Linked DNA regions of Homo sapiens: region 2 is linked to region 1. Evidence: chromatin contacts called from ENCODE Hi-C or POLR2A ChIA-PET data. All regions are on one chromosome and are shown on one strand. Each heading gives the region's core, a stretch centred on a gene start or an enhancer-like site at or near the end of the contact. The rest is flanking DNA. Distances are from core to core; before and after follow the strand shown.

What was found. Hi-C counts contacts between places; a loop is a spot of excess contacts on that map. ChIA-PET counts read pairs that join two places held with the same protein, here RNA polymerase II (POLR2A). Pooled maps may share reads with other maps.
Region 2: a loop to region 1 is called in a pooled map, with 3 times the contacts of the local background. The contact joins two enhancer-like sites. A Hi-C loop is called at or near these places in 8 of 50 pooled maps. POLR2A ChIA-PET finds 5 or more read pairs at or near these places in 3 of 52 experiments (AG04450, MCF 10A and activated T-cell).

What each region holds. Positions count from the first base shown.
Region 1 is chr2:143,148,724-143,153,060 of GRCh38, forward strand. The region is part of intron 1 of ARHGAP15 (Rho GTPase activating protein 15); the gene reads left to right. Among named protein-coding and RNA genes, the nearest start is that of ARHGAP15, 21 kb to the left of the region's middle. RefSeq lists an enhancer at 83-142. Within about 2 kb of position 1,733, at least 6 of the 41 ENCODE cell types and tissues checked have a DNase peak (open chromatin) inside an H3K27ac peak, as active enhancers do.
Region 2 is chr2:143,081,749-143,086,085 of GRCh38, forward strand. No RefSeq gene overlaps it. Among named protein-coding and RNA genes, the nearest start is that of ARHGAP15, 46 kb to the right of the region's middle. Within about 2 kb of position 2,108, at least 3 of the 41 ENCODE cell types and tissues checked have a DNase peak (open chromatin) inside an H3K27ac peak, as active enhancers do.

The DNA.
Region 1 (4,337 bases), core at 483-2,982:
GGTCACATTCCTTTACTGTGATCTTCCTTTCTCATTATATTTGACATTTTTGAAACTGAGTTTTATTGCACTCTCTCAGCTTACAGAGTGGTCGGGGAAATTAGACTTAATAGAGATGTAAAAGCCACAGGGAGAAAACAAAAGGAAAGTGAAATGGAAGGAAACTGAAATTAAAATGCTATTTTGGTAAATGGCTGCTGTGGTGGAGACAACAAACAATTGCAATGCGAGTTAATTACTGACCTGTCAGGAAAGTGTGACGCGAAGGTTGTGGCACACATTACTGGAGCTACCAGGACCACAACTCATTTCCACAGGGGAACAGACTTGTTCTACCACAGATCAACATAAGATCTTTCCAGGGGATAGAAATGAATTTCTCGGAGAAATACTATTTATCTGTGGAGTTGTCATGAGCTCTTAGCAGACCTGGAGAAACAGCTCCTCTAATACATGTAGAGCAGGGAATGGGGTTGTGTCACCAGAGAAAGTTTGTGCATGTTTAGGCAGAGGGGACCTTCGCTCCTCGTGGTGGACCTTCGCTCCTCGTGGTGGATGTGCTAAATATACAGCTCCCTTGCCATGGAGTGAAAACTCAGGCTAACACTCATGAAATGGGAATTCCCTGGGTGTATGGCCATTTCTTGCCTCTGAGATTTTACTCACAAAACTCTCAGTGGCAACCTATGTCTTCCAGAAGCATCCTTCTTTTAGGGAAAAATATCAAGTACCTATCCAAATCTGAAACTCAAGGAAGACTATTCTCAAAGCAAAAATCCCTGAAAATTCTAAGATTGTGATAAATTTGATCTTTTTTTAATGAGAAGAAGATACAGGGCTTTTGGGAAATAGAAATATGATATTTTTAACCCTAAAATATTATATGAATCTCCAAGCATACTTTAATATTAGCCTCAGAACACAGAAGAAACATTGTTTTCTTTCTGCCTCTAACTTATAATAAAATATCCATAGTTTATTTACTCTAAGAAATATTAGCAAAGGTGAGTTACACATTTTTAAAGTAAGAAAATTGGTCAAAGACATTTTCTTCTTTGCCAGGCTACATACACTGGCATAAACTAGGTTCCATATTTGTTTTTCATTTATACATTCAACAAACATTTAAGTCTCTATTGTTTTGTCAGGAAGCAGAGGAACATTTATAAATGATTAAACAGAAAGACTTGCATGATACATACCTAACGTGGCTACACTATGATCATTTTATCTGCCAGATTTTCTTTACATTTCTTGTTACCTTTTCTTTCCATACACAATGTCCACTTGATTTGTGGGTCTATGGCGAAATCAAGGATGCTGGGGGGTGTGGGCCCTGAGTGCCATCCTAGAGTTATTCTGAACAGAATGTGACACCAGGGGATGGTGTTCAGTATACCCAAGCCTACATTTTCTCTACTCAGCAGCATAAAGATTATATCATAGTGCCTATCCAGTTTTTCCCAGCTCAAAAATTACTTAATATATTTTTACTTTTAATGCTGTTGATGTGAAAGAGATGTCAAAAATACACATTCTAACTCAAAAGGGCAGGCTGCTGAGCTTTAGTGTAGTTAACAGAATGCAACAAATAATTGGGAGAGCAGCTATGAAATTTATGATTAGATGAAATATCATGTTCACTCCTATTTGCAGTATGAGTAGGAAAATCAAGCCCAGAAGCCCAGGACACCATCGAACCACGTAGTTTGAGCAGAGCCAAAGTTCGTGTTGCTCTTATGAAGTGCATTCTCATTACTGCTTCCTGTTTTTAAACAGGATTGAAAGGAGAACTAGTGCAATATCACAAGGTATTCTTGCTCTTCTGTTGGTACACGTAAAATCAGGAAGTCTAGAGAATAGTGAAGCCAGTCTTAAGTGATTTACATTTCAATTTCTAACTCAGGGATATTTATTTGGAGAGTTTAGTAAAATCAATGGATATCTCAAACACATGCAAAATGAGCCAGTTCTTCAATATTTTCATTAGTCATTCACCAGTGCTCTGTATGCCTCCTGTAAGAACATAAAAACACAAGGCATCAAAGTTTTCTCTAACAAAATTTAATAGTAACAATAATGATGATGACATGAGTGGGTAACGTGTTCTAGGAAGAACAAGGGGAATACTGAAGAGGCACATAGATCAAGCAAAACCTAAACTTAATATGATTTGAAGTTAATAAGCCTGATATTACTAAATTACATAGAAATAAGCATAAGCAAATATTATTGATTTTACAATCTACCAAATCTAGAAAATTGAAGGTCAGTGAGGAATGAAAACATGGGTGGAACAACAGAATATAATTTAAGATTCCTGTGAATATTTTTGGAATAATAATGCAGAAAGACTCACAAAACTGGAGTTCCTCGTTCTCTTTGAGAGAACACCCTGAAATTAATACAGATATTCCTGGAAGAACAACCACTCCTAGGTTCTGGAAGCCAAGTCAAGTTGGACTCTGGGGTATGAGGGTTTCTTTTGAGTCGATGTTGAGCAGGCTTTGCAATGGAGTTTCTTCCCTAGAACCTTATTTCATAAAGGCTAAAAAATAAGACCACCATGGAAGGGATATTGCATCATACAGCTCTAGGAGGCACCATTTTCCAGAATGCAATGTTAATGTCCCATCCCCAGTCACAAATCCTACCACCTCTGAATTTATGTAAGGGCATAAATAGAGTGGACTGATCAATGCTCTTCTACTCTAAGATAGTTCTTTCATGTAGCCAGAAGAGTTTCCAGTTTGAGATTCAGTTAAATGCTTCCTTGAGAGTTAAGGGAAAGTCTGACTGATATAACATTGTGTTAGCTAGTCTAATCATACCCCTCCCATATACATCTAAGTGATTCAGAGGTAAGAAAGAATGGATGATGGAAATTTTTATAAATTTTGACACTGTAGTTAGATTAAGCCTAAGTGAATGCTGCAGTGGGTGCTCTGGCAGCTGAAATATGAAAAGGATTATAGGGTGTCTACTAGAGAAAAAACTGTTGGGATGTAGGCAGGGGGAAACTGGGGAGTTGAAAGGGAATAAAGAAAGGGCTCTAAGTGGGACCCCAAAACAACTTGCAAAATATGGCCTAGAAACAGCCCTGTCTAATTGGAATGAGAGGTTCCTAACGGGATGAATCAGAGGAAATCGTCTCTGAACCCACAGGTACAGCAGTCACAGGTCCCACAGCCACTGGCACAGCTGTCATCATCCTGTTAGATTTCCATCCTCAACTGTCCTCCTTCTGTCCGGCAGCAGGGCTCTGCTTCCCTCTCAATTCATCTCCATTCTCAATTCATCCACAAAAAAACATTGTGTGTTATGTACATCCAGGACAACACACATTCTCTTCCTCAGAGTGTCTAGAATACCAGCCCCTCTGGTACTGGTTGGGTTAGAAGGGATGGGACTCTCAGTCAATCATTCAGCCAGATGAAAGATAAGCGAGATGATCAGATATCCCCACAGAGAGGTCAAATGCTACCTTCTCTATGAAATCCATTGTTTCTTTCTTTCTTCGAACTTCCCTGGTACTTTATGTCCCTTCATGACATATGTCAATACCTACCTTATAATATCCCAGGTATCTGCACACCTTTGCATTGCCAAATCCTTTGCCAGAAATGTCCAACCTGCACTGACTTAGCTCTGATGTAATCTGATCTTCTCTTGCAGACTTCCTCTCTCTCCACCTCCCACTTCCACCTGAGTTTAATGCCATTGCTCCTCTCCCCACCTGGGCACTGCCCTATTCTCAGTTAATTATTGATTGTTTCTCTATTGCCCTCACCAAACTCTGGGGCACTTGATAAAGATTATCTCTAGTCTCTAAAATGGTGCCTGCCACTTAGGAGAATCTCAGTAAAGGTCGAAGGGGTATATGTATGTTTTCTGTTGATAGAAATCTTTAAGACGAGGTTTTGTGTCATTTTTCTCTATCTTCCCAGAGCAATATAGTGGTCTGCAAAATTAGAAATCCCCAAATATTTAACAATAGAAGAACAATTATGAAATAGCATCAAGTCAATGACCTTGCAGAGCAAAGTACGTGGGAAGCAGAATAAAGAGAACAAACTTAGTGGAGGGGGTGTCAACAAAATGTAACAACAGGGTGAGATGGAAAAGGAAGTGAGGGCTGGAGGAGAGACAGTGAGCAAATTGAGAGAAATAACATTAACATTGTGGTAGAGAGAGAGATCCGCCTGATGGAAAGATCTAAGAAAGCAAAATCTTGAAAGTATTTTCTGCAGCTTGTCCCCATGAAAACAGAGGTGGGGAAGCCAGATAAAAGGCTTTGTAATGAATCCAGCCTTTTGACAGTAGCATATCACTAGGCA
Region 2 (4,337 bases), core at 858-3,357, 67 kb before region 1:
TAGTAGTTGACACACAAATTCTTGGGCTCTACCTAGTTGTTCAGGAACTCTGAGGGTGGAGCCCAGTGATCTGACACACGCTAAAGTCTGTGAATCACTGCTTAGAGAATAACTGTATAGACCTAGTCCACCAGATTTGCTTCTTCACATGTTTACTATTTTAAGTGACTTTTAAACCCTTGTTAAATCAAGTTAGGTTTAAACCTGCCTCCTTACATATCTTAAGCTTGGCCTTAATGTTTTTCTGTACATTGTAAACTATAACAAATGGAGGTGTAAACAGACGGTAGCCTACACTTGTGCCAATCATTGAGTTTTGACCAATCAAAGGTAGCCAACTGTTCAAACCATGTTCAAGTAAGGCAAACACCAAGCTGTAACCAATACCTCACTTCCATTCTCTGTACGTCACTTTCCTTTTTCTGTCCATAAATTTTCTTCCACTAACTGGGTGTGCTGGAGTCTCTAAGCCTACTCTGGCTCAGAAGGCTGCCCAATTCATGAATAATTCATTGCTGAATTAAACTCCTTTAAACTTAATTCGGTTGAAGTTTTTCTTTTAACACCCGTTTTCCTCTTGATAAGGTTTCTGATTTTCCAGACTATAAGTCTCAATGAAGAATTCAGGAAAGCCTAATTTCACATAGCTGAACAATGAATTATGTTACACTGTATCTGTGTCTCCCTAAATCTAAAATCCCCTATGAGAACTCATAGGAATCATGATTTAAGGAGACCAGAAAGACCTCTGCTTGGTATTTTCCAGAAATATTATCCTTCTAAAAACTAGAAATATAATTGTATTTCTAAGCATTTTTCTAAATTTAAAAATGTTTTAATTATCTATTGCTGCATAAATTTCATGGCTGGGAGAACAATGTTTTGATTTGCCCATAATTCTGTAAATCATAAATTGGACAGGGCTCAGCTGGAGTGGTTTTTCCACTTACATGTCATTGTCTGGAATGTCTTACAGGGTTAAATTCCACTCCAATGGCATCTGGGGCTGGAATAACTAAGATGACTTGACTTACATATCTGGCACTTTAGCAGGGATAGCTGAGATGCTGGACACCTGAGACTTCTATCTCTCTCTTTCTGCCCACTCCCACCCTACCCCACCCCATGGATGCTCAGGCCCCTTTTCATGGTGACTAGATCCCAAAAGCGAGCATTTTAAGTCGTGACAGCAAAAGCTGTAGATGTCTTTAGGCCAAGCTTTGAAAGTTTCCCAGTGTCACTTCCACCAGATTCTACTGACCAGAACAAGTCACAGGGCTAGCCTAGATCCCAAGGAAGGGGAAATTCATACTACTTCTTGATGCTGAAGCAGCATAGGCATACTGTGGGAGACCACATAGATGGGCTTTCTGGTTGTAGCTACCTTTGGAAACATAATAGACTCCAGAAAAATTCATAAAGATTATATTCAGGAAAGCTTGTCTAAATATTATTTATAAAGATAGAAAGCAGGAATCAAATGCACAACTGTAAGGGACTGGTTCAATTATTGCATCATTAAAAATCCTGTTTGAGGGCCAGGCATGATAGCACTTTGGGAGGGTGAGGTGGGCAGATCGTTTCAGTTCAAGAGTTTGAGACCAGCCTGGGCAACCTGGTGAACCCCCTCTCTACAAAAAATACAAAAAGTAGCCAGGTCTGGTGGTGCACTCTTGTGGTCCCAGCTACTCAAGAGGCTGAAGTGGAAGGATTGCTTGACCCTGGGAGGTTGAGTCTGCATTGAGCTGAGATTGTGACACTGAACTCCAGCCTGCGTGACAGAGCCAGACCCTGTCTCAAAAAAAAAAAAAAAAAATCCTGTGTTAGAATTATTTTAGCATTTATATATATATATATATATAGAAAATAGAGAAATAGGATTCCAACTCCCAAAGAACAAGAATTAGAAATAAAGATAAATATCATTAAATCTAAGTCAGAATAAGCTAACAGAGGTACTTCCACCAAGTCTTATGAAAGTGAAGAGGAGAGTTTTAATCCTAACAACAGGGATAAAAGAAGACTTCCTCTTTTCTTTTTTTTTTTTTTTTTTCAGTTTCTGGAATTCCTCAGAAGACTCAACTTCTCAGGTTTTCTTCATGAGCAGTAATGAGTGAGTCAGAGAGGAAATGGCATCATCTAAATACGGTGGCATTGTTGCATGCAGAATGTTTCACTTTCAAACGCTTGGACTAAATGTGCTCAGTCAAAATAAATTAAAAATAAAGAATGGCCTAAATTGTGTAGGTGGATGATGCAGCTCTTCATTCCTTTCAGTGAGCTGAGGACCCAGGTTGAATGTGGCCAAACTGACAAAAATTCCTCCTGCCTCTCAAGTGTCTTTCAGGAACAAGCATTTCCCAGAGCATTTCCCAATAGGATTCTAGTGTTTATATGAGGTCTATTTTGTACTATTTTTTTTACTCAAAATACAAATTAGATACATGACCTGGAAGTCAATCAAAGTGTCCTGTTTTCCAGTAATGGAGGAAAAACTGTCCACACTGGACTTATTTAAAGAATATAGGCTTCTGGCATGTTGCCTCCATTGAAGAGCTGCAGTTTGTTTAGAGGTCATTGGGGCCCTAAAATTCTACATCCCCACTTTGTACAGATGTAGAAACTGAGGACCAAAGTAGTCAAAGTCTAGAACCCTTAGGTTCTAATTATGCCTGTTCCTTTTCCCTCTCCCTTCTATACTGTGTTTCTGTGGGGATTCTACAATTCTCAATTGCTACACAATCCCTTAGGGGGATAACAATATTGCAGATTATTACTGATTATTTTGTTTAGCTGCTTAAGCCTCTTTATAAACCTGCCTCTCTCCTGACAGAGGTGATAGTCTTTCACAGGATTCTCTGGCTTCAGTCACCACACACTTGTTTAAAATATGGAATATTTAGCATTGAATGCAGGAACTATTCATTGATTTACAGGAAATACATGCGCAACTCTGACCATATGCCAAACTCCATTCCAGCCAGGAAGGGTGGGCGCCTGTAACATTTTCCTTGCTTTCTCCATACCTGCTTTCACTGCTTTCACACTAACTTTCAGGAAAAGAAAGCAATAATTCATGCATACTGCATGTTCTATACAGGCATACATTGCCTTATTGCATTTCGCTTTATTGCACTTTGTGGATATTTCATTTCATACAAATTGAAGGTCTATGGCAACTGTGTCACACAAGTCCATTGACACCATTTTTCTAACAGTGTGTGCTCCCTTCATGTCTCAGTGTCATATTTTGGTAATTCTTGTGACATTGCAAGCTTTTTCATTATTATATCTGTTATGGTGATCTGTGATCAGTGATCTTTGATGTTACTATTATAATTGTCTTGGGATGCCACAAACCATGCCCGTATAACTTGGTGAACTTAACCAATAAATGTGTGTGTTCTGATTGCTCCACTGGCCATTTCCCTGTCTTTCTTTCTCTGCATGGGCATCCCTACTCCCCAAGACACAATATTAAAATTATGCCAGTTAATAATAACTTTACAATGGTCTCTAAGTGTTCTAGTCAAAGGAAGTGTCACAGGTCTCTCACTTTAAATCAAAAGCTAGAAATGACTAACCTTAGTGAGGAAGGCATGTTGAAAGCAGAGACAGGCTGAAAGCTAGGCCTCTTTTGCCAAATGGTTTAGTTAATGTGTGAATGCAAAATAAAGCTCTTGAAGGAAATTAAAAGTGCTACTCCGGTGAACACAAAAATGATAAGAAAGCAAAACAACCTTATTGCTGACATGAAGAAAGTTTGGGAGGACTGGATAGAAGATCAAACAGGTCATACAATGTTCCCTTAAGAGCTAAAGGCTAATCCAGAGCAAGGCCCTAACTCTTTAATTCTGTGAAGGCTTACAGGTAAGGGCACTGCTGAAGAGGTTGCTTCATGAGGTTTAAGGAAGAAGCCAGCTCCATAACATAAAACTGTAAGGTGAAACAGCAAATGCTGACCTAGAAGCTGCAGCAAAGTACCCAGAAGATCTAGCTACACCATACAACAGGTTTTCAAGTAGAGGAAATAGACTTCTAGTGGAAGAAGATCCCATCTAAGACTTTCGCAGCTAGAACATAGAAGACAACGCCTGGCTTCAAAGATTCAAAGAACAGGCTGACTCTCTTGTTAGGGGCTAATGCAGCTGGTGACGTTATATTGAAGCCAATGCTCATTTACCATTCTAAAAATTCTAGGAACCTTAAGAATTATGCCAAATTTACTCTGTCTATGTTCTATAAATGAAGCAACAAAGTCTGGATGACAGCACATCTGTTTAGAGCAGGATTTACTGAATACTTAAATCTATTATACAGACCCACTGCTCACAGAA